Linked DNA regions of Mus musculus: regions 1, 2, 3 and 5 are each linked to region 4. Evidence: chromatin loops called from intact Hi-C (ENCODE). Cell type or tissue: heart. All regions are shown on one strand. Region 1 holds the start of Pcgf1 (polycomb group ring finger 1). Region 2 overlaps Slc4a5 (solute carrier family 4, sodium bicarbonate cotransporter, member 5). Region 3 overlaps Actg2 (actin, gamma 2, smooth muscle, enteric). Region 4 overlaps M1ap (meiosis 1 associated protein). Region 5 overlaps Slc4a5 (solute carrier family 4, sodium bicarbonate cotransporter, member 5).

Region 1 (5,000 bases), 81 kb before region 4:
TTCACCAAAGGGCCAGGTTCCAGTTCCCCGTGAGCCTCTATCCCTCTTCTTTGGCAAGCCATTGAGGGCATTTGGTAGATGGAGGAGACCTTTCTTTCCAGTGAGAGCTGGGAGACTTAAGAGGAATTAGGACCCAGGCCAAAGCCTGAGTGTGTAGCAGGTAAGAAGGAAGATGAAAAGTGCTTTTTAAAAGCATTTATTTCAAAAAATAAAGCCACAGTTAATTTCACATAAATATCTGGGGAGGGGTGGGAAGGGGGTGGAAGCAAGCCTGGCCCCTACCTCCTCTTCTCTTTCACACTGTATTGGAGAAGCAAAGGAGATGGCTAAGGAGAAAAGGGAAAGAAGGAGTGAGTGGGCTCTCAGCACCTGCTGGCCCCTCAGCCCACTGTGCACCCGGCTTACCTTGCCGAACCAGCGGGACAGCCATAGCTGTTTCATTGTCATGTGATCTGGGAGAACCTCATTGTCAAAAAGGAGCTGTACCTAAGAGGGAGATGGGCAGGGAAGTAGTGCTGGACAGAGACTTGTCCCTAGACTCTGTCCGTCTCTTCCTCTGTGCGGCTCCACTGCTGCGATTACAAGTTTGCACTACTATGCTAGGGTTTTCTTTGTTTGTTTTTAGGTCTGGGAACTGAACTCTGATCCTGGTACTTGAAAGGCAAATACTTGACTAAGCTATCTGAGCAGACCGCTCTCAAACCTTTTTTGCTCCTGTAAACAAAGTCTTACTCTGGAGTCCAGACTAGCCTGGAATTCACTATATAGCCTAGGCTAGCCCTGAACTTGAAGTGATCTTCCGGCCTGAGCTTTCTTCCAGGTACAAGCTGGCAAGCCAGACATGCCCTCCCCTTTCAGTCCCTTGTTTTCCCCGTAACATGATGGGCTTACTTACATGCTGTGGATTTAGCATTAGTCGGTGACACAGAACCCTTCGGAGATGGCGGACCTCAGCTCTCACAGAACACCGAACATACTTGTTCTAGGAACAGAGAAGGAGGGGAGGGCACAGGTGTCTGAGGGAAGGGTTGCTGGGAGAAACGGCTCCTTCAAAGGGGCCCTCCCCTCAACCCCTCTCACCTGAAGGACATTTTTATTCTTGTCTTTGCCAGAACTGGATGGAAACAGATACAAGTTAGAGGGTTCCACTTTTCTTGTCTCCTACCTAGCACAAGCACCACAGCACACTTTCTTCAGGGGAGCAGACACTCCCTCACCCTTCCCCCCAAGTCCCTTAGCATCTGGGTCACCAGTAGTATCACTTCACGCAACCTCTGACCTGCCCCTCACCTCAGCCGCTCCAGGCATAGGCTCAGCTGTTCATCATATCGATAATAGTGGGCTTTAGAGTGGTCAAAACTGCTGAAGGGGAGGCCAAGGTTGCTCAGGGCTGGCTCTGAGGAAAAGTAGATATTGAGGAGGCTGGTACAGGTTCCATACCCTCTTCTCCCCAGAGAGCAAAACCAGGCAAAAGAGATGCTCTGAGGGCTTTAATTGCCCCCCTCCCCCAAATGAGCACCAAGGACATACCTTCACCACTGGGCTGGGAGACTCTGTCTAAGCCTCGGGACTGATAGAATTCCCGAATCCGTTTCTCTTCACCTAAGGAGGGGTGAAGGGCAGCCATATTAATTCTCTTTGTTTTGGCTGTTGACCTCTTTATCTTTGTATTTTTTTGATTCCCAACAAAACTGTTGGGAACAAAACGTCAAGGTGCCACCCAGCATTAGAGTCAGGAGGCCCCACAAATATAAGGTGGCCACTCACTGTCTTGCAAGCCTGGCACTAGCTTATACACTATGTCCTGCATGACCCGATCCAGTTTGAGATTGAGCAACGGCTGCGTCTCGTGGATCTTGATGTTGCACATGGGGCAGTACTTGCTGGTTTGCAGGTACTTCACGATACAACTTTTGCAGACTGTAAGAGGAGAAACGAAGATGCTCAGGTCCCTTGGGAACCCGACACATGGGACAGGCAGCACAGAGGCTGGCAGCCAGCTTGGAAGAGGAGAGACAGGATCCGGGACACTCACAGGTGTGGAGACACTCTGTGATGGTGGTGGCATCCACGAAGTAGCCCGCGCACAGGCAGCAAACGATGTGTTCATTCAGGTCTTTGATCTTCACCCGGACCTCCTCCTGTGGACACACCCTCAGTCACTCCCCACTGGTCTTGCAAGCCCACCCCATCTCACCTTCTGCAATTCCCAGCAACAGAGCAGTTTGTTATTGGACTGGGTCGTCTGGCCCCCGAGAAGAGACGGGGGAGTGAGCTCCCCCTTCGCCCAGCAGAGGGCTCCGCGCACAGCGGGTGCTCTCTTTTCGCGGACCCGCCTGACTCTCTTTTTTCCCTCGGGAGACCAGACGCTGTCGGAGACACAACGCGCAAGCGTCCAAGTCCAGCGTTTGGCAACTCGGCCAGAATCGCGCGTGCGTATCGCGCACCCCGTGGCTGCGCAAGCGCACTGGGCGCCCATCCCGCCGCCACCCGTCCTCTCCTTCGTTTGGGTTCACACAGCTAACGGACCCCAGCAGTCATCCCGCTGCCCCTGCACCTCGTTCCGTAGTGGGTCCATCTTGTACACTGACTGGAGCTGGTTCCGAAGCCTCATCGCGATCGCAATCTGGCCCCCCTGAGGAGACGCCATCTTAAAGGCTGATCCCAGCCCGCCACTTCCGGTACCGCCTGCGGGGCGGGACTTGTCTCCTAGCAACGAGGGCCTCACATTCTCCGGATTGGCTAGTTTTCCGGCACACCCCGCCCTCGCCCCCTCTTTAGCTCCCCGTGTGCTCACCTGAGCCCGCTGCCCCCCCAACAATCGGTGGTCGTTATGGAGGGGGGTTGAGTGAAGCAGGGTCTCTGCGGTGCACGCTCCCACGGGCGTCCTTCCAACGGCGCGCACACAACCTCTGGATCAACTTCGGTAGCTTGTGCTAAGAGAGCCTGTGTGCCCTGGGACCCCGAAGCCGGGCTATCGCCCGCCGCTACAGCTCCGGAGTGTGGGAGTCCTGGGACCCGACCTCGCCTCCGACCCGGGGTCCTCTCTATACAGTGCAGTCCTGCTCCGCTGCGGCGTCCGCGTTGCGGAGCTGCGTCCCAGCCGCGGGCCTTCTCCCGTCTGCGCCGCGGGAGTTTTTTCCGGGCTCGCGAAGTCTGGGAGAGGGTGCCCTGGGCGGGGTGGAGAGGGAGAGACCCCCCGGGGAACCGGGAGCTCTTACTCCCCACTCTCTCCCTGCTGCCGAGGATGGGGAGAATAGGCCCTGGCTAATGATGATGATTTAATCATCGGCGCCTGCGGAGGCCTGGGACAGACTAATGCAGAGCAGATGCCGAAGGAGGAGGGGAGGATTGACAGCGAGGAGACTTGGGCAGCGAGTGCCTGCAGTAGCATAGGCCCGGGCCCGCACTTGGGGAGGACACAGGGGTTCCCGGGTCTGGTACACTGTCATCACTGGGTCCCTACGGCGGAATTTTAAAAGAATAAATTTACTCTGAAGCGTTATTAGCATCGAGTACAACTGGAGATTCGAGTGAGAGGGGAGAGACTGGCGGAAACTTGAAAGGCTCTCTGGAGAAAATTGGGACTCTTGTGTGGGCATGATTGACAAATGGATGCACGAGAGGTATAAATGTGATGGAAATAGAAAAAAAAGGCAGTGTGAAGAGGAACGACCAAAGAAACAGGTGTGGATTGAGAGCCCCAATGGAAGGAATGGGGTCTAAAAGAACTGGAATAATTAGGTTGAAGGTAACAGGAACCTCACAGAAAGGAGTGTATGTCTGTTACCCCATAAGTGGTAGTACATAAGCGTCAGGAAAGTATTAAAGACTTGTTAATCGACTACATACAGCTATGGTTTACCTTCCTGGCCCAGGCCACCTAGTCACCTCTGAGCCACTGCAGGTCTTGACTGCTTGCCCATGTCTATATCGTTCCCTCTTTAGACCTTTCTTCCCACAGCATGGCAAAGTGATTCTGATCATAGGTTACAAAGAACACACGTTTTTGATGATGTGTTTCTCATGTTGATGGTGGTGCTAGTTTAGTGGACATGTACATGGGGCAAAACCAATTACAGTATACACTTTAAATACTTGCAACTTGCAGCGTATCATAAATTAGACCTCAAGAAAACTGTTAAAAGTGAGTTCCAGCTGGGCAGTGGTGGCACACGCCTTTAATCCGAACACTTGGGAGGCAGAGGCAGCCGGTTTTTTGAGTTCAAGGCCAGCCTGGTTTACAGAGTGAGTTCCAGGACATCCAGGGCTACACAGGGAAACCCTGTCTCAGAAGAAAAAAAAAAAAAAAAAAAAAAAAAAGCAGGGCATGGTGGCGCACACCTTTAATCCCAGCACTGTATAGCTAGGGCTATAGAGAAACCCTGTCTCGAAAAAAACAAAAAACTGTTAAAAAAAAAAATGGCACAAGCTTAGGGGATCAGGAGTGCAGGGCCATCCTAGGCTACATAGCAAATTTGAGGCTAACCTAGACACTTAAGACTGTCTCAAAATCAACAAAAACAATAAGTAAATCATAACATTGAAAAAATTGTGGAGCCAAGTATGGTGACACACACCTTTAATTCTAACAGGCAGGGCAGAGGCAGTAGATCTCTTGAGTTTGAGCCCAGCCTGGTTTACAGAGCAAGTTCTAGGATAGCCAGGGCTATATAGAGAAATCATGTCTCAAAAAACCAAAACAAATAATCTGCTTGGTTTTTGTCCTTTTCCAATTTAAGATATTTTAATAGTGCAGAGCGTACAGCTCAGTAGTAAAGTGCTTGCCCCAGCTCTTTGTTGACCCTAGGAACATACAAGTAAGCAACCTCAAGGACTAGAGAGATGGCTCAGATGCTAAGCACTGGCTGCTCTTTCAGAAGACTTCTGTTCACTTCTCAGCACCATATAAAAGGTTTCCAACACTCTGTCACTCCAGCTGTAGACAATCCAGTGCCCTAGGCTGGCCTCGCAGGCACTATACCATGTATGTGGCACAC
Region 2 (5,000 bases), 270 kb before region 4:
CAGGGGATCTTGGACTGAATAAAATGGAAACAATGAGATGAGAACGAGCCAGTGCTTAAGAATGAGCCAGTGCCACTATTGCATATGCCAGCAAGATTTTGCTGAAAGGACCCTGATATAGCTGTTACTTGTGAGGCTATGCCAGTGCCTGGCAAACACAGAAGTGGATGCTCACAGTCAGCTATAGGATGGAACACATGGCCCCCAATGGAGGAGCTAGTGAAAGTACCCAAGGAGCTGAAGGGATCTGCAACCCTATAGGTGGAATAACAATATGAACTAACCAATACCCCCAGAACTTGTGTCTCTAGATGCATATGTAGAAGATGGCTTAGTCCGCCATCATTGGGAAGAGAGGCCCCCTTGGTCTTGCAATCTTTATATGCCTCAGTACAGGGGACCGCCAGGGCCAAGAAGTGGGAGTGGGTGGGTAGAGGAGGGAGGGGAGGGTATAGGGGACTTTCGGGATAGCATTTGAAATGTAAATGAAGAAAATACCTAATAAAAATTGGAAAAAGAAGGCAGTGGTGGCACACATCTTTGATCTCAGCACTTGGGAGGCAGAGGCAGGCGGATTTCTGAGTTCGAGGGCAGTCTGGTCTACAGAGTGAGTTCCAGGACAGGAGGGCTACACAGAGAAACCCTGCCTCGAAAAGAGAGAGAGAGAGAGAGAGAGAGAGAGAGAGAGAGAGAGAGAGAGAGAGAGAGAGAGAGAGAGAGAGAGACTGGGGAAAAAAATGAGCCAGAGCTTAATGCTCTCGTGTCTTGATACAATGTATCTGTGGATACAATGTAACCAGTTCCCTCCAACTCCTGCACTTTGACTTTCCCAGCATGAGCTGCTGTTACTTAAACTTCGAACCTTTCTCCCTTCAGTTGCTTTTGTCAGAGAATCTTATCACAGCGAGAAAGACTCAGCACACAGCTTCATTCCCAACGGCTTCGGTTGCACAGAGCCTTGTACTTCTCTGGACTTCCCTAAACCTAGGTCAACCTAGGTGACTCCAAGAGCAGCCAGGGAACTCAGGCCAGGAAAGTTTTTTCTTGTTCCCCAGAAGAAAGAAAAATGAAGCTTTAAAAAAAAAATTAAGATTTCAAGATCTTGCTTCTTTTTAAAAGATACATTAAATCTCCAACCTCTGGTATACTTGTGAATATGGTTTTACTTAGAAAGTCTCTGGGTTGAGAATGAAGCTCAGTTGGTAATGTTTGCCTGGTAGGCATGAAGCCCTGGTTTATAAGACAAGCATGGTGGTGCCTGTGAATTCAGCACTGGAGAGGAAGGGGCGGGGGCACCATCAATTTAAAATCATCCTTAGCTATAGCAAGCTTGAAGTCAACCTGGGTTACTTGAGACCACAAAGGGGCGGGAGAGGGAGGCAGAGAGGATGTAATTAAGTTACAATGAACTCATTAAGAATGCTTTGATCCAGCCATTATAGAAACCAGGCAATACTATCCAAAGATATCACACAGGGACAAGGCCATGGAAATTTATACACAAAAACTGAGGTGACACAACAGCCAAATCAAGGAGTGCTATGAGACTCCTGGCTGTCTTTCAAGGAGAGGAAGGACGTTCCTAGAGGCTCAAAGGCAGTGGTGCACTGCTGGCATCTTTATTTAAGGAGTAGGGTTGAGATAGGGCCTCACACTATATAACACAGGCTGGCCTGGAACTTGCAACAATCCTCCTGCCTCAGTCTTTCCAGTGCCAGGAATTAGAGGTAGGATCCACAAAGGCTCTGCTCCCTGGTGACATCTCCATTTTAACCTTCTGATCTCACACTCATGTGAAAATGGACGTCAGTAATTTTACACTACCTTGCTTGTGATACGTTGTTTCTGCCGCTATAGGATACAATTACTAAAGAATGCCTAGAGAAATGTTTCGGTTCCTTCCTCACGGGTGGGATCCTTCTGTTCATCTCACCCCACACAATTCTGTCAGAGCCACACGATTCACTAGAGTGCGGGACGACTGCAGTGGTCAGATCCCCGTCCCTAAGGGGCGCTGCACACAGCAGCGAGAGGATCGCTAACAGGACCGGAAGAAGGAAGGGTTCAGGACAGCAGGCTCTCTGCCAGGTGTGGAGCGGGCACCTTCCGGTCCAGATCAGCTCCTCCCCGATTTCGTGCATAGCTGGCATCTCAGCTTCGTCGCCACTGCCCACTCCGCCAGCCCCGCTGCCTCCAGCCCCTCCGCCACTGCCGCCTCCTCCAGCCGAGGCTCCGCCTCCGCCCACAGAGCCATTCATCTGGCCCGGCTCTGCCAGAGAGAACACAGATTTCCTGAAAGAGAAGGCAGATGGGGCAGAGCAGGGCTCTCAATGCTGGGAAGAGCCCAGTCCCTCAGGACTGTCCCCTTCCCCCTCAAAAAACAAACAAACAACCCAACCTACTATCTACTATCTTGAAAAGCGGGGGGGGGGGGGGGGGGGGGGGGGGGAATGAAGATGGGGGTGGGGAGAGAGCTCAGCTGTTTAAAGCATTTGCCACACAAACAAGAGGGCAAGAGCTGGGTTCCTAGAAGCCATTTGATGATCAGGTGGACAAGGCAGCCACTTGGAATTCCAACACAGGGGAACCCCAGAACAAGCTAGAACAAGACTATCTAAATCTGTCTGCAGCATTGGGTTCACTGAGAGATTCTGCCTCAGTGAATAAGGTGGAGAGCAAAGAAAAATTCCCTGGTGCCACCGTCAGGGCCTCTACATATGCACCCACACATATTCAGACGTGAACGCACATTGCACATACCACAGAAAGACAGAAAATGATTCAGTAATATGCATCCCCCTACACAGTCCCCACTCCTGACTTTAGAGCTGTTCATAAGTGGCCGTGTTGGCTTCTGATTTGCTACAGGGAGAAGAAAATGCCGGATGTGGAGTACCCTCTGCTGCTCTTATCCCGAACACACACCTCTTGTCAGCTGAGGGAACTTTCTTGGGTGGCTCAATTCTGATGTTTGGGTCCCACTCTCCAGGGGGAAGGACAATGACCTCGTCTAGAAATTCATCAATCCCTGCGATCAGATCTTCTCGGTTCCGAGCTTTATAAGCCACATCGCTGAATAGCTGGTGAGGAATGGAGAAGGATAAAAAAGCAGAAAGGAGAAAAGAGGGCTCAGTCCTCCCCTCCTGGGAGTGAGCACATCACAGCTATCTTTAAAGGAACCAATTCTAGCCATTTCTCAGGATGCCCACTTGGTTCCAGTGGGTGGATAAGGACAAAGGACAGTAAGGGAAATAGGGAACAATAGGAAAGAGCCAGTTCCAAGAGCAGGCGGTCATCTGAGATCAGAAACCTATGCCTCCGAGATACATTAGAGACAAGCAAGCATAGGGAATAGCTTACCAACCTGGGACTCCTCTTAATGTGGGCTACCTACATTCACCTCTTCTAATAGTGCATTTAGCAGCCTAGAACCTTTATACTATACTATGTACACATATGCCTTTCTGCACATATACCTAGCAATTTATTAGCAACCTAGGGCCCTCACCTGCACTGAGCTGTACACACACTCCACTCTGAACAATGGAACTGTCTCCTCCCCTTAACAACCATCAAACATAGATAAATTCTACTCAATGATACTCTCCTTGTGTCTGGATAAGAAACTAGGGACGTCCTGAGCTAGGTTTTTATAATAAATCAAACTTCTTATACCTATGCAAAATTAGGTATACATATGATCAAAATCAGATGTGTGATGGGAAGGGACATTCACAACAGAAAGATGGTCATATAATTTAGTCTGTCATTTAGAGAACCACCCATACTAACACTCCACCTTCCTCTGAACCCCATAAAACAAACCCCAAACAATAGTTGGGGTCTCTGGGTACCCTCACTCATGTGGCCCACAGTCACTCTTGACTGTACCTGACCTGTTCTGTCTCTTTGCTTTGAATCAAGTCCCCCTACTGCTTCTGCAAATCTTTGTGTGGCTGTATACCAAGTCTTTGAGCAAGGGCCAAGGAACCTGGGCACGCTCATCCTAGATGCCGACCCCAGCTAAGACTACTGTAGGACGTCTGCTGAGTTCCCCCATCTTCTTCATTTCTGTTTTCCACAGAGCAAGCACACAAGAAAACCTCTACAGAGCCCAGTTTGAGTCCAGTTTTCAAATCCATTCATTACTGCCCATACTTTTACCCTGGAGCAGGTCAGGCTACAAAAAGACTTGCAGATTTGGTGGGGTCATTCATGTGCTTAAAGACCTCCAGCTCCCCAATGATCTGGGGACAGAACAGGACCCTTAGGCTCCTGCCTGTCCCAGGGTGTGTATGGCCTCTGGCTCAGGTCACTGCCCTGGCCCTTGGGGGAGTGCACACTTTGAGCTTACACTACTGAACTTCCATTAGCTTCCAGAAGGCTAGCATCTCAGGGCCATGCCAGTCTACCTGCCTTCTGTTCACTTAGTTTTCTATCTGCAGAGCCTGCCCTGGCTCCCCAGGCAGACAGCACATGGTTAATTCTATTTTTTTTTTAATCATCTCATTATTGCAGATCTGTCCCCCTTTCTGGATAGTGCTTCTAAATTAGAGAGGGTCTGGTTCTATTCTCGGAATCTTATAATCCTGAGTTCCCTGGTGCACAGCAGGGGCTCAGAGGTGCTTGTTAGATAATTGGTGATGACAGGGAGTGGGGGAGGCTGTGCCAGTGCAACAGCCATTACCACTCACAAAGGAGTGTGTGCTTCATATCTTTACTTACATCATCCACCATGAGGGTTGCGATGGCTCGGCCAATCTCATTATAGGACTTTGCTCTCCCGGAAGGTCCTAATAGTATGAACAGAAATCTGCAAAGAAGATAGAGGGAGAAGAAGATATAAAGTGGAAAAAACAGAAACAGGTGAGGAGAAGATTTGTTGGACCTTCAATGCATCCATTATTCACTTTTTAACCCCCTCCTTTGAATTGTTTTAAAATCATCATTATCATTATTATTTTTAATTATGTGTATGTCTGTATGGAGCTATGTGCATG
Region 3 (5,000 bases), 510 kb before region 4:
AATACTCAGAGAGATCTCTCAAGGATTTCTGGGGTCTTTATTGTTAGTAGTTTGGTTTTTTGTTTGTTTGTCTGTTTTTTTAAGAATTGAGGGCTTAAAAACTTAAAAAAAAAAAAGCAACCAGGCATAGTGGCACAGGCCTTTAATCCCACACTTGGGAGGCAGAGGTAGGCAGATTTCTGAGTTTGAAGCCAGTCTGTCTCCACAGTGAGTTCCAGGACAGCCAAAGTGACATAGTAAGACCTTGTTTTGAGAAGGATTTTTTTAAAGTGCCTGCCAACCAAGACTGAAGACCTGAGTTCACTCCTCAGAACCTGCATGAAAGGAGAGACCTGACCGGAGTAGGCTGATCTCAGACTTCAACAGAAGTATCCCAGCCTTTGTTTACCTCCACCACACTCCACAGCCCCCACAGTCAGTCAGTCCGTCAGTCCATCGTCAGTCTAGTTTAGGGATAGATTGGGAGTACACCTGTAATATTAACACTAGAAAAGCAGAGGCTGCAGGATCAGAAATCCGGTCATCCCCAGCCACACAAGCCTTCAGTGCCAGCTAGGGGTACGTGAGACCCTATCTCAAAAAAAGAACTAACAAAAACACTTTAGGCACTTCAAAAATTAGAAAACGCGTTGAAGTTCAAAGCTGTCTGAAATGTGGAAGGGATGAACAATGCATGCATAAAATGAGAGCTCTCTGGATATAAGTGGTCATTGCCAAAAAAAAAAAAAAAAAGCTCAAAAGAAGGTTTAAGTGGACTGGCACAAAGTTGAGAATGGAACCAACTGAACCCAAAGTATCCATGCATCCAAACCCCGGGCAAAGGCCAACAAGGCTCTCTCTACTGATTTTGGTATTGGTCAGCTGTTGCTGAGTAACAAACACCCACAAAATCTCAGTGGCACATAATAAGCATAGTTGCTTGCAGCTGTGCGTCAGCCGAAAGTTAGCTAATCCAGGTCAGCTTTGGGCAGACAGCTCTACAGGTCTGCCTAGCTCGGGTCAAGCCCTGCATCTCAGATTTCAAGGCTAGGGGTGAAGGACTAGCAGCTCCTACAGAGAAGCCCTTTTCGTAGAGAGAAGAGGTACAGAGAGTATGACTAACTATGCAAGGACACTTCTGTTTGTGTCATAGTTGCTAGCATCCCATTGGATAAGGCAATACATGGCACAGCCAAAAGTCCCAGGACAGAGGAACCCTCTCTCTATGGAGGAGATGGGATGTGGCAAGGTAGAGAACATTTTGAGTGACAGTCTAATCATCTTCCAAGTTTATCTTATTGATTTATTTTTATATTTATTCATTTTACATGTGTATTTGCCTATATGATGTACCGCATGGTACCAGGAAGTTTCTGATCCCCTGGAACTGGGGTTACACGTGATTGTGAGCTGCCATGTGGGTGCTGGGAACAGAATTCAGGTCCTTTGCAAGAGCAACGAGTGATCTTAACCACCAAGCCAGCTTTCCAGTCCCTAGCTTTCATTTCTGACCACAAAGGCTACCCTTTTTCAGCAACGGGCTAAGAAGATTTCTGGTTTCTGGTCCTCCTTGCTCATTTTTATTGTGTTGTTTGTCTGTTTTTTGAGATGGGATCTTGTGTTGATCTGGATGGTTTAGAACTCTTCTTCTCATGTGAGCACCTAGTTTTGAAGCTCCCCAGTATCTGAGATCATAGCATGCAAAAGTGTACCCCATTCTTATACACTGTCTTGGGGGATGGTCATAATTTGCCACATTTTCTCTTTGCAGATTATCGCTCCTCCTGAGCGGAAGTACTCAGTCTGGATTGGCGGCTCCATCCTGGCCTCTCTCTCCACCTTCCAGCAAATGTGGATCAGCAAGCCAGAGTATGATGAGGCAGGGCCCTCCATTGTCCACAGGAAATGCTTCTAAAGTCAGAGGGCCTTCTCTGGGGATCCCCACAAGACTGCTGTCACCAGCCACAGATCATTAAAACCTTCAAGCCTTATTTCTCTGTGTGAGGCTCTTTTGTTCCTGGATGCTCCTACATGTGTGTCTCACAGACAATGCTAAGGGATTTTCAAGAATTATTATTATTATTATTATTATTATTATTATTATTATTATTATTATCCTTCTTGTTAGATGTGTATGGGAGTTTTGCCCGTGTTTCTGGGTGTTACATGTGTGCAGTACCCAAGAAGGACAGAAGAGGGCATTGCATCCCCTGGGACCTGAGTTACACATGGTTGTGAGTTGCCATGCAGATTCTAGGAATTGATTTTAAGTTTTCTCTAAGAGCAACCAGTACTCTTAACCACTGAACCATCTCTCTAGTCTGTTGTTGTTGTTGTTGTTGTTGTTGTTTTTGTTGCAATTATGTGTTTGTGTGGGTATATGTGCATGTGATGAGTGCAGGTACCTACAATGATCATAGGGCCACATGGAGCAGAAGTTACCGTTACTGTGAGCCACCAAACAAGGATGCTCTGTGCTAGGCACCAAGTTCAGATATTCTATAAGAGCAGCAAGTGCTCTTACTCACTGAGCCATCTCTTGAGTCCTTCATGACACATGTCTAATCCCCACACTGCTCCTTAGAAGTAGGTGCTATAATTATCCCCACATCACTGATAAGGACTCACATTTCTGAAAGTCTGAGTTTCTTATTCTCACCTTATGAAAATAAGATGGCATTGTAGACTAACTTTGGTGTCAAATATACCTGAGCTTCCTTGGTTCTAGGAAGTCTTCCCCAAGACCTCAACTCCTTTGGGTTTCCATTTATGGAGTGGCCCTTGTCACAGCTAGCTTACTAGCAACTAGGCCATCATGCTAGTTAGTATTGAAAGGCCCTCATTTCTGCTGGATGTCCTTTTCTTCATCTGCCTAGCCTAGTTCTGGCCTCCATGCTCCAGAAAATACAGCCTGGCCCCTAGCCATTGCAAACATATTCACTTAAAGGCAGTGGGGCCGGTGGCCAAGAGGAGAGACCTTAAATTCTTGGACAGTAGCTCACACTTGAGTTCTTGTTGAGAACATGTTTGAAAGACTCCTTGGAGGAGCACAATCTGAGAATCTAGCTCCCAGAAGCAGATCCTGAAATCGGGATTTGTAGGGGAGTTCACCCTGGGAGCACAAAAGCTCTTTGACCTGTGTGTGCTTCCTCAGGGACTTCTCTATGGGACTGGCTGCTGGAAGGCAAAGCTCAGCATACATACAACACACACAATGTACACATTACACTACGGTACGTACATACAACACACACAGTGCATTCACTATATATATCTCACAACACACATACAGAGATTCAAGGACAGGTAAAGACTGACTGACTCTGGAAGAATGCTCAGGAACCTCCACATGTCCACCTCAGGGGAGAGTGGACAGGCTGACTAGTCCCACCCTCCCCATCCTCCGTATCCATCCAACTTCCTGTATCTCCCCTTTACCCCATACTTCTATTTCTCTACTTGAAAAAAAATCACAAAAAATGCCATCCTAGGTTATTCAAACTTTCAATATGTTGATAGAATACAGACAGACAGACAGACAGACAGATAGACAGTGTCTATCTATATGAGTATATGCATATGTGGTGTGCTGGTGCGTGGAGGGTGGAGGGCATCCAGTGCCCTCCTCTATCATTTTCTGCCTATTCTTTGAGGCAGGACCTCTCCCTGAATCTGTGGTTTATGCTTTCTCAGCTAGCTGGAGACCAGCAGGCCTCGGCAATCCTCGTGTCTTCACCCACCTTAGAAATATGGTTTCAGACTATGGGAATGCCTACAAATTTAGCAAGTGACATTTTCCTGGAACCTGAACTCCAATCCTCATGATGATGGATCAAGTGATCTCAATAGTTGCACCATCTCTCTAGTCCCCTGTCCTAGATTCTTTAGCTGATGTCATGGTATCTGCTGATAAAGAGGTTCTGTGATTTGAAAATAAGAAGAAAATATCTAAAAGGAGGCTAGACAGATGGCTCAGTGGGAAAAGTACTTGCTGTACATGTATAGAGAACACACACATAAAGAACACACATAAATCTGGATGCAGTAGCACCATTCTGCAATCCCAGTGGTTCTACAACTAGATGGGAACAGAGACAGATGTATGTTCAGAAGCTCATGGGCCAGACAGCCTGGCACGCACAGTGGGAAACAAGAGAGCCTATCTTGAACAACACAGAAGGCAAAACTCCACACCTGAGGTTATCCTCTGGCCTCCATATGTGCACTGTGCTATATGCACTCACACATATACAAGCAAATATAAACACACGAATATGCATATACACCACACACTAAATAAACAGATGTCCAGGCAACAGAAGAAAGCTACCTCTTTGAACATTTGTCTCAAAATTTTTAGTGATGTCATGGTCTTTAATGTGTTGTCAGCCAGTTTTACTTATGATCACAGCATTTATAAGCACTTGAAAAATAATTGTAGAAGTGGCCAACCAATGACTGGTCCAGCTTGAGACCCATGCCACGAGAGGGAGCCCATGCCTAACACTGCCTAGAGGGCCAGGAACCAGAGACTGGATAGTCCAGAAACCTAGGATAGAAACAAACATGACCGGCTACTTAATTAATTAAAAGTTAAAAAGTCAATAGAATGATTCCTAATGATACTCTGCTATACTTACTATAGCCCTGAGCCTAGCATAATCATCATCAGAGGGGCTTCATCTGGCAGCTGTTGGCAGCAGATTCAGAGATCCACAGCCATTAGTATCTGATCATGCGGACTGGAAGAAAGACTTAGAAGCCAGAGTGGTCAAGGACACAAGAAAACGGCCCACACAATCAATTAACCAGGGCTCATAGGTGCTCACAGAGATTAAACTGACCATCACGGAGCTTGTATAGGTCTGACTTAGGTTCTCTGCACCTATGTTACAGTTGTATAACAGTGGGAGCGGGGTAAGGGCTTCTCTCTGACTCTTTTGCCTGTTTTGGGGACCCTTTTCCTCCTACTGGGTTGCCTCATCCAGCTTTAATGTAAGTGGAGGTGCCTAGTCTTATTG
Region 4 (5,000 bases):
TATGGTGCTAGAATAATAAGCACAAGATATTGCCAGAGCAGCATTTAAATAACTAATGTGGCTCGTCTGGTGACGACAGAGGCAAACACAGTGAGGGGGTGGCTGGTCCTTAGTGAGGCAAAAGAACTATGAAAGCAACAAGGCAAGGATAGAGCTAGAGAGATGGACTTGAGGGGCTGGAGAGGTGGCTCTGTGGTCAAGAGCACTGGCTGCTTTTTCAGGAGACCTGGGTTCAATTTCCCCACGCCTGCATTTGGCTAATGACTGCCTGTAGCTCCTGTTCAGGGGATCCAACTGACCACCCTCTGGCTTCCCCAGACACACATGTGGTACATGTACACACAAAACATTCATATACATAAAGTATATATATAAAAAAAACCAAACCCCGAGAGTCTCAGAGAAGTAAGTATAAAGGGTAGAAGATTGGGAACTCCCCTGATGGGTAGCGGGAGGGGACAAGACATCATTCTTCATAGAATCATCATCACCACCACCACCATCACTCAACAACATCATCAACAACAACATTGAAAAGGGTTTTCTAAAACTGTACAGCTAACATGGAATGGCGAGGCCAAGGAAAAGTAGTTCTGCTGAGAAGAAGGGGATGAAGCTGGGTGTGGTGGCCCATGCTTTACCCAGCATGCAGGAGGCAGAGGTAGGTGGATCTCTGTAAGTTCAAAGCCAGCCTATTTTACACTGAGACTTCCAAGTCAGCCAGAGAAACACAGTGAAACTGTATCTTTTAAAGAAAGGTCAAAGAAAGAAATGAAGGAGAATTTTTTTTTTAACAGCAAATATGCTAAAGCTAGACCAGAAGATAAGCGTGACGCTATGCACGAGGGGGGCGTGCAGGCCTCAAGGTTTTGCTGTAGCTTTGCTGATGGTTTCGTCACGGCTTAGAGGACGGGTAGGGAGAAAACTCATCAGAAATGGAACACTAAGAGAGGAAGCAACAAAGATTCAGGTTCCTAGATGTGTCCCAGCGGCAGAGATGTGGATGTCACCTCTGTTCTTGTGGATTACCGCAGTGACAATTCCCTCTCTAAAATGTTCGGCTTTTCCATTAGTTCTGAGGTTGGGAAGCGACATGTCTGAGGGTGCAGGCAAAAAAAAAAAAAAAAAAAAAAAAAAAAAAAAAAAAAACGACTCTGAGGAACGGGTTCTTGAACGCAGCACGTGTTGTACAATGGAGAACGCCCTGCCTTGTTCTCCAGATGAGTCAGGCAGGCAGTCTTCTCAGCACTGTCCATTGTTAGTGTTTCTAACTTTTTAAAAGTTTATTTCATGTATTTTTGTGTGTATAGGTGTTTTTTGCCTACGTGCACGTGTGGGGGACCATGTGTGTGTGGTGTTCACAGAGGCCAGAAGATGGCAGTAGATTTCCTGGAACTGGAGTTACAGGTGGCTGTGAGCCACCTTGTGAGTGCTGGGAATTGTTGGCACTCAAACCCGGGTCCTCCAGGAGAGCAGCCAGTGCTTGTCACTGTGGAGCCATCTTTCCAGCCTTCATTTCTCACCTCCTAACTCACACACTCTGGGGGAGAGTAACAGCAGAGTTTTCTTGTTTGAAGAGATTCTCGTGTCATCCCCACAGAGGTGCTGGGCTTCAGGTTGGAACCTTGATTCTGCTGTCTCAGAAGAAATGGCATCCTTTCAGGGACAAGCACTGGCTGCTCCTCCTAAGGGCTCAGGTTGAATTCTATTGTCACCTCCTCGTGGAGCCATCACTCTTCAGAGACTCCGCCTTCCTCTTCCTCTGTGATGGTCCAGGGCGCTCCTCCCCATTGCCCCCGTTGACACCCTGGTTTTTCAAGATCCAGTTCAAATGCCACCTGTACCTGTCCTGACCCACCCTTCATGTGTAGGTGATGATGGCGAGGCAGATAGCTCATTGTATAGTTTGTGTTGTCACACATTTGATCTTCCCCATTTAAGTGCAGGCTTCTTTTCATGTCCATCCTGCCCCATCCCCCAGCTGGGGCCTTGGCAGAGGCCTGTCACTCCCATTGCTTTTCCTGTGACCCTTCTGCTTCAGCTAAGTTAGTCTCCTTGTCACGTGACTTCCTTCCTTCCTTAGGGCTTTTATTACTCTGTTAATCCGAGGCCTTGCACCTCCTCCAGCCTTTGACTCAGAACGTTGTCCAGGAGCTGTGCTCATATGATCTTTCCTTGTCTGCTTTAATTAGTAACGGAGGGGTGCTTGTGAGCTTCATTGTGCAGTATTAATCATACTTGTTAATTTATTTCTGTTGAAGGCTTTATTTCCCCGAGTTTTTGAAAGGCAGTGTGATTTAGTAGCAAGATCAGGACTTGAGCTGTGCCTGGGATGTTGTTAGTTGTGTGTTTTTGGGAGCAGCAGGGACACTAGAACCTATTTCCTAGTTATCATAACACACTACAGTGTACGTTGTTTAAGAACAGCATGCAGTAGGTCAGCCACTGCCTTCATCCTCCCGTTCCTCTTCCATTTCTTTATCTTTCCCTCCCTTTCTTGCTGTCACTCTGACATGAAACAGGGTCTCACATGGTCCAGCTTGGTCTCAAACTCATTATATAGACAAGGATGACCTTGCCCTTCTCATCTTCCTGTCTCCACTTCTCAAGTTGTGGGGATGATGAGGGTTGGCATTCACCACCACACCATAGTTTATGTGGTGCTGAGGGTCAAACCCAGGGCTTCATGCATGTAAGGCAAGCATGCTAGTAACTGTGCCACACGCCCGGCCCTTCTACTCTTCCCTACTCTCATGGGCAGAAAAAAAAAGGTACTTTCCTTTTTCTTCAAACTGTGTTTTGCTAGGTCATCCTCCTTGGCTTCTGCTTTCCTCTGGGTTAGAACAGCAGCGCCCACTGCAGCATTGCTCACAAACATAACTAAATGTGCTAAACGGGAGAGCTGGGAAGGAGATATTGTTCTTCTTAGATAATACTGAAGCATAGCTCCTCCCAGAAAGCAAGGCATTACGCATCTGATGAAACAGGCCCCTTGACGCGGTGCCGCTCGAAACTACAGCTAACCATTGGAACAACCTTGCCTGAGTCCCTGTAAGCCATAGGAGGTGGCATCCACAGTCTATGTGTGGACTTATTCTGCCCCCTAGTGGCCACAGCAGTGACAGCCTTCACTTGGATTTATTATGAACTGCCACGTGGGTGCTGGAGGAAGTGTTTCGCTGGGAATGGGCTTGAAGAGCTTAAGGACTGACCCGACAGCCAGCTTGCTCTTCTTTTCTTTGTGTTTGTGGCTGAAGCTCTCGGCTTCCTGCTCCTGCCGGCATGCCTGCTGCCATGCTATTCCTCACCATTGTAAACTCAGCCCCCTGTGCACCATAAGCCCAAACAAACTTTCTTCTCTAAGTTGCTTTGGTCATGGTATTTCATCACAGCAACAGGAAAGTAGCTATTCCTCTGAGCTGGAAATGATAGTGATGGCTAGGCTGAGAGCCCACTGGATATGAAATAAGGACACTGGTCACCTAGAAGCATTGCAGACTTTTAAGTGCCATGCAGCTCTTGGGAATAAAGATTAAAAAGTTGCTGCTGAGGAAGTCTACATCTACAGTGATGTGAACATTTGAGATGCTCAAAGTCTTGCCGTTTCTTTCACTTTTTTCTTTTTAGTGAAGTATGTGATCCAAATTGGAAGAAAAATATATCTTAACTACAGGTTTGTTTGTTTGTTTGTTTGTTTTTCTGAGACAGGTTTCTCTGTGTAGCCCTGGCTGTCCTGGAACTCACTTTGTAGAGCAGGCTGGCCTCAAACTCAGAGTTCCACCTGCCTCTGCCTCTCAAGTGCTGGGATTAAAGGCATGTGCCACCATGGCCCAGCTCTCTCTCTCTCTCTCTCTCTCTCTCAAGATTTATTTATTTGATATATGTGAGTATACTGTCTTCAGACACACCAGAAGAGTGCCCTTACAAGATCTCATTACAGATGGTTGTGAGCCACCATGTGGTTGCTGGGAATTGAACTCAAGACCTCTGAAAGAGCAGTCAGTGCTCTTAACCGCTGAGCCATCTCTCCAGAGCCTAACTACAGTTTTTTGTTTTTTGTTTTTTTTTTTTTGGTTTTTCGAGACAGGGTTTCTCTGTGTAGCCCTGGCTGTCCTGGAACTTACTTACCAGGCTGGCCTCGAACTCAGAAATCCGCCTGCCTCTGCCTCCCAAGTGCTGGGATTAAAGGTGTGCGCCACCACTCCCGGCTTTAACTACAGTTCTTAAACAACGGTCCCATTTTCATATCATAGAAGAAGAAGAGGAAGAAGAAGAAGAAGAAGAAGAAGAAGAAGAAGAAGAAGAAGAAGAAGAAGAAGAAGAAGACGACTCTATGTTAAAGATGTCACTTAGTAGTGACTGAGGTGTGCCAAAGTCTAAAATATTACCTGGCGCTGGAGAGATGGCTCAGTTGGTAAGGGTTTTGCCTCTCAAGCATGAGGGCCTGAGTTCAAACCCAGAACTAATGTGAAAATGCTAGGGCATGGTGGTGTGGAGGCAGGAGGATACCTGGGCTCACTGGATAGCCAGTCTAGTCTCGGTGGTGAACTCTAGAACCAGCAGAGACCCTGTGTCAAAGGAGGTGGGTGGCATTCCTGAGGATGGCACTGCTGTGCTCTGGCTTCTACACATACCCCCCACATCAGCAAAGAATAAAAACAGATAAAGTAGTATTTGGCTTGCTAAACACTAGTCTTAGGAGATATTTAAGACTTCTTCATGGGAGCACATGCCTATAGTCGCAGCTCTAGGGAGGCTGGCACAGAATTGCTGTGAATTTGGCTATGGGATGGCTCCTGAGTACCAGGGCAGTCTCTGTCCCATAAAGAGGCCATGTTTTAAAACAAAAGTCTTTTATTCCTCCTGCAGATATTAATTTATGTATTATATAGCTTAAGAGTATTTAATGTAAACTAACATAACTTTCAAAGTTAAAAGTGTTGAAGCTGGCTGGGAAGTAGTGGTTTCATAGGCACCGTGGTAAGGAGAGGGGAAAGGGC
Region 5 (5,000 bases), 280 kb before region 4:
GAGGGAGAGGGAGAAGGAGAAGAAGAAGAAGAAGAAGAAGAAGAAGAAGAAGAAGAAGAAGAAGAAGAAGAAGAAGAAGAAGAAGAAGAAGAAGAAACAACACAGGACGAGGGGAACAAAAGAATTAGAAACTCAAGGCGCTTAGAAACAAAAGGTCAAAAGAGTGTTGTCAAGGGAACCTGGGCCTTTCTGCCTCCAAAGTCTGGCTTGTGGGATTGTTTGTTGTTGCTTTGATTTCATACTGGAGATTAAACCCAGGGTCTCCTCAATGCTGGACAAGCAGGCTCTAAGCCTAATCTTATTCTTAAAACATTTATTTCTTTTATTTGCATGTATGTCTGTGTAAATGAATGTCATGCATGTGCAGGTGCCTCTCGTGGCCACTAGAGGGCATCATGCCTCCCCAAGTTGGCAGAGCATTGTGAATCACCCAATGTGGGTGCTGGGAGCCAAACTCTGGAAGAGTAGCAAATACTCTTAACTGTTGAGCCATCTTTGTAGCCCCTTTGTTTTCTTTCGAAAACAGGATGACTTTGAATTTGTGATCCTTCTGCCTCAGTCGCTATGGAGCTGGGATTACAGGCCTGGGCCACTGGGCTGGGCAAAGTCTGTGCTCTTTAATTTGTAAAACTCCTTCAGCCCAGTGCTTTCTTGATGTCCATTCTTTCAGAAAACAGAGCCCCCTGGAGGGACTAAGATGCAGTGTTCCTTCCCCCCACCAAAAATTAGCGCACGCGTGCGCTCACACACACACACACACACACACACACACACACACACACACGCAGGTACCAAATAAATTGTGGGAACAGGCTCTCTCTTTTCATCATGTGGGCCTTGGGGATATAACTCAGACCATCAGCCTTGGCAGCAAGCATGGCTGCCCGCAGAGCCATCTCACTGTGCTGAGTCTACCTCAAAACACTCTGGATGCAGATCCTGACTGCCCGCAGGAGATACTTACCTTGGTGGGAAAATAGCGGCTGAACTTGAATTTCTTCAGAGTCAAGGTCATGGAGTAAGTCCCAAAGAAAAGGATGAAGGACATGAGCGCCAGGTCTGGGACGAACTGGCAGGAGCTCCCGAGCAGGCGCCCGCCGTAGCTCAGGCACTCCTTCTTGCTCAGCAGGGACCAGTCCAGCGCTGTGAGGTTAAGGGGGGTGTACTTGGAGACCAAGCACAGAAGAAAGGGGGTCAGGACCCTCCTGTTAGGCAGTGTGTCCTTCCTGTGACCCAGGTAACCACACCACCTCCAAACCTTCAGGGTCCCTAGCCCTCCTGTCCAATATCAGACATGTTCTTGGGGGCAGGCTGTACAGAGAATGATAAGCAGGCAGCTCCCTAGAAAGATTAGGGACTGAAAAGTGTTTCTCTGGAGTGTTCTGGGATCTGTGGCTTAGCGGGCAGGAGGGAGATGGTTTCTCCCTCAGTAGGTCTGTCTCCTATTCCTGTCCTTCCCAGAGACACTAGTGTGGCTGTTTCTTTCCCCATGACACACCCTCATTAACTTCTTCTTGCGTCACTTCAACTCTCAGCGCCCCAAATGCTCAAATTCAGGCTGTGGGCTTCACATGTGTGAATTTAAGCAGTTACAGATTAAAAGAAAAAATTGTACTTGTGTTAAACATGAAGACTCCTCCCATTATTCTCGAAATACATTCTATAGCAGCCATTTACACATCATATATAGTGTATTCTGCACTGTGGATAATAAGATGATTTAAAGAATGTAGAGTATGGCGGCAGGTTAGTTCAAACGCAACATTTTGTAAAAAAGGATTTGAGCATCCATGGGGTTTAAGTATTCTAGTGGACATTGGACCCACTCCTTTGTGGATATCAAAGGATGACTGCATTTATATATTTCCAACAGTCATAAAAGGAGAAAGGAAAGGAAAATAATTTATGATAAAATTTCACTCATACTTTTGACTATTTTAATTATGTATCAATGCGTGTAACATTGTTTGTACTGTGCATGTGGGTGCCTGAAAAGGCCAGAAGATGGCGCCAGGTCCCCATGGAGCTCTTGTGAGCCACCTACTATGAATCCTGGGAACTGAGCTCTGGTCCTTTGAAAAACCAGTCAGTGCTCCTAATTGCTGAGTCATCCCTCCAGTCCAAATATATACTTTTAAAAGTTAGTGTGCTCATGTTTAGAAATAGCTACTTAGTGAAGCAAACAGATGTTTGCAGTAATCCTCTGAGAGTGGGCTAGTTGTGTGTGGGAGCAATAGGTGGTTACTTTAAACTGCCAAGTTGATTCAATCTAGAATCACCTGGGAGGAACTGTATACATGAGGTTGACCTGTGTGACTATGTCTGTAGAGGATTGCCTTGACTGTGTTCATTGATGTGGGAAGACCCAGTCCACCATAAGTGGCACCATTCCCTAGACAGTGCATCCTGGACTGTGTAAGAGTGGAGACAGCCAGCTAGCCAGTAGAGCATACATGCATTCATTCCCGACTGGGTGCACACGACTCACTGCTTCAAGTGCTTGTCGCCTTGCCTTCTCTGCAGTGATGAACTGCAGCCTAGGACTGGGAGCTGAATAAACCCTTTCTCCCTTAAAACGGTTTTCCTTTGCCAGGGTGCTTTATCACGTGAAGGTAAGGACTGAAAAGCCAATGTAAAGACAGACCAAAGCATCCCAGCTGGTCCATTGGAGCCCAGATCCCAGCACATAGCCCCTTACATAAAACAGGCACTGGCAGGGCTGGAGAGATGGCTCAGTGGTTAAGAGCACCGACTGCTCTTCTGAGGGTCCTGAGTTCAAATCCCAGCAACTACATGGTGGCTCACAACCATTCATAATGAGATCTGACTCTCTCTTCTGGTGCATCTGAAGACAGCTACAATGTACTTAGATATAATAATAAATAAATCTAAAAACAAAAACAAACAAACAAAAAAAAAAACAGGCACTGGCAGGTAGGCACTGCCCCAGTCTGCTCTTCTCAAAGTCTTATGTGTGAACATTTTTGGCTAATAGTCAGTTGAGGTAGATATGAACTGAGCCATTAGTTGCCTGTGCAAGGGAACTTGAGCAACCTTAAGGTCACTCACGGCTTACAAAGCTGCCCCACGGCTACATGCTCCCCTTTACCTGGATTATAATTTTGCATCCTTCCATCTACTTAGGCTGGAGAGGCCTACAGCCCACACTTCCTTCCCATTTTTCAGGAAGGCAGGGCAGCTAAGGTCCTTGGAGGCTATTAAGCCAAAAGGCTGATCAAATTCATTGAGCAGGGGGAGTCTAATAAACCTTGGGTGCTGGAAGTGCACTGTTGGATGGGAACTGGTGGTTTCCAGGCAGACCTGTGCATATATGTGTGTACCTCTGTTCCTGGCCTCCCCTGGGAATGCACATGCTATCGTTCTGCATAGAGAAGGCACGCACTGATGATGCTGTAGAATAGGATGCTTTCGGTTACAAACTAAAAACATCGTTCTCAGAACCCATGTGCTCCTGGGACTCACCTCCCAACTCCTTCCTGACTCCCCACCATAAACAAAACCGCATGATCAGTCTGCCCTGGAAGGAAGAGGCTTACCAGAGACGTGTTGGTGTTTGGTGCCAGTGGGGCTGAGGCATTGACCGTGGTTGTGTTCACTGGAGAAGACACAGAAGATGGGGTGCGATCAGTGGTTCCCAGTTCCTGCAGCCTCTAAGCGCCCCGGCCCTTTCCCAGCCTCCCTCCGAACTCTCCTACTGCCTTCAGCTTCCCGCTCTGCTCCCACACAGGACGGTGTTGGACACGTGACTCACAGGAAGCAGCTGAGTCTGCGCAGAAGAGCTCATCCTGAGGACCTCTATCAACGCAAATGAGCACCCTGGTGCTGAGACAGTGAGGAGTATGCGCTGAGTCCCTGCTGGGTGCTAGTGTTCCAAAGAGCTAATTCCATGTCATGTATTATGCCAAACCCCGACAAAAGTATTCATTTGTTCAGTTCCTAAAATCTCCACGATGCATCCCCATTTTACAGATTGAAGTAACTGAGGTTACCTAAGGTTTCAGAGCTTATGCTTGGAGCCATGATCCCAGCCCAGGCTGCTGATAGGCTTGAAGTCCAGTTTTCGTCTATGAACCCTTCTCTCCTACCGCCTCCGTCTGAAGGAGAATCAGAAGCTCAGGAGAGCTGCTTGCTGACAGCTGTTCACCTCAGTGTCCCTAAATGTAACTGGAATATCTAAACACAGGGCCAGGCTCCCCAGGCGATAAGGCCACTCATCAGAAACCCAGCTTTGGAAGAGCATGAGTGCCTACTCTCCTCCTCTGGACTGCATGAGTGGGGGAAGACTGCCTTCTCTCCTCCTCCTCCTCCTCCTCCTCCTCCTCCAAGTAGCACCTCTGTGGCCGGTTTGGGGTCTGAAGTGTTGTAGAAGCTCCATTGGCCCCTGCTGGCTGTCTACCTTTGGATGGACACCCAACAAATAGAACCTAACCCTGGGTGTTCGCCCAGCCTCCAGCAAGCTGTCCACGGGGCGAGATATGATCATAGAAGTCAGTCAGTTCTGGGCCAAGTGGATCAGTGTGGACCCAGGGCAGAGCAGTCCCAAGGGCATTACATCCCCAAAATCACCCTGAAGAAAGCCTCACATATGAGAAGCCTAGGAATCTATTGCCTCTCCTCACAAGAAAACATGATGCCCCTTCAACATTATGGACAGATAAGCCAGGCAAGGAGCCCCACGGAGGGCTGCCCTCTCCACTGCTCAAGAGCACCCCAGCACCCAGTGTTTTCAGGCCAGACATCTTGACAGCTCCTACTTGGGTTTATCAATTCTTTTATAGCAAGAACTGAAATCCTAAAGGAGATGGAAAAAATTACAGTATGGAAAAGTCCAGAAAGGGTCCAAGTATCAAATACTGTACAATTTTAGTATACGCAGAGTGGTACTCACTTAAAGTTGAGAGCGGCCAAATCAGCATTTGCAGCATCCATAAACAGAATACAAATCAGTTACCGCGGAAACAAAATTAAATAGAAAAGGA

Evidence for each region. Peaks named below come from ENCODE experiments on the same cell type or tissue, not always from the same donor. Only the 100,000 strongest peaks of a DNase experiment are listed, where the experiment ranks them.
Region 1: a loop joins it to region 4, with 7 times the contacts of the local background. A loop is called at or near these places in 17 of 42 quality-filtered maps.
Region 2: it touches region 4 in a loop (3-fold over the local background); 19 of 42 quality-filtered maps call a loop at or near these places.
Region 3: a loop joins it to region 4, with 5 times the contacts of the local background. A loop is called at or near these places in 2 of 42 quality-filtered maps.
Region 5: a loop joins it to region 4, with 6 times the contacts of the local background. A loop is called at or near these places in 23 of 42 quality-filtered maps.

The regions. Positions count from the first base shown.
Region 1 is chr6:83,076,036-83,081,035 of GRCm38, reverse strand. Pcgf1 (polycomb group ring finger 1) reads right to left here and starts at 2,646. Exons shown (of 9, transcript NM_197992.1): 1 at 2,558-2,646; 2 at 2,036-2,141; 3 at 1,768-1,920; 4 at 1,531-1,602; 5 at 1,291-1,396; 6 at 1,081-1,114; 7 at 896-982; 8 at 406-486; 9 at 181-326. The coding sequence starts at 2,614. The coding sequence ends at 279. In heart, a CTCF peak has its summit at 2,290 (motif pointing right); DNase peaks (open chromatin) are centred at 2,445 and 2,665; H3K4me3 peaks cover 2,379 bases; H3K27ac peaks cover 1,427 bases; H3K27me3 peaks cover 1,695 bases.
Region 2 is chr6:83,265,486-83,270,485 of GRCm38, reverse strand. It overlaps Slc4a5 (solute carrier family 4, sodium bicarbonate cotransporter, member 5), which reads right to left. Exons shown (of 25, transcript NM_001166067.1): 8 at 4,726-4,813; 9 at 2,926-3,080; 10 at 2,104-2,292. Among named protein-coding and RNA genes, the nearest start is that of Slc4a5, 31 kb to the right of the region's middle. In heart, a CTCF peak has its summit at 2,011; a DNase peak (open chromatin) is centred at 2,125; H3K4me3 peaks cover 1,294 bases; H3K27ac peaks cover 863 bases.
Region 3 is chr6:83,509,879-83,514,878 of GRCm38, reverse strand. It overlaps Actg2 (actin, gamma 2, smooth muscle, enteric), which reads left to right. Exons shown (of 9, transcript NM_009610.2): 9 at 1,751-1,970. The coding sequence ends at 1,894. Among named protein-coding and RNA genes, the nearest start is that of Dguok, 5.4 kb to the right of the region's middle. In heart, CTCF peaks have their summits at 2,167 (motif pointing right) and 4,463 (motif pointing right); a DNase peak (open chromatin) is centred at 2,158.
Region 4 is chr6:82,994,940-82,999,939 of GRCm38, reverse strand. The region is part of intron 4 of M1ap (meiosis 1 associated protein); the gene reads right to left. Among named protein-coding and RNA genes, the nearest start is that of Gm32644, 25 kb to the left of the region's middle. In heart, CTCF peaks have their summits at 2,877 and 3,100 (motif pointing left); DNase peaks (open chromatin) are centred at 1,999 and 3,019; H3K4me3 peaks cover 860 bases; H3K27ac peaks cover 1,565 bases; H3K27me3 peaks cover 498 bases.
Region 5 is chr6:83,276,129-83,281,128 of GRCm38, reverse strand. It overlaps Slc4a5 (solute carrier family 4, sodium bicarbonate cotransporter, member 5), which reads right to left. Exons shown (of 25, transcript NM_001166067.1): 14 at 3,558-3,616; 15 at 965-1,165. Among named protein-coding and RNA genes, the nearest start is that of Mthfd2, 39 kb to the left of the region's middle. In heart, CTCF peaks have their summits at 386 (motif pointing right) and 1,999 (motif pointing right); no DNase peak of the experiment used is centred here; H3K27me3 peaks cover 544 bases.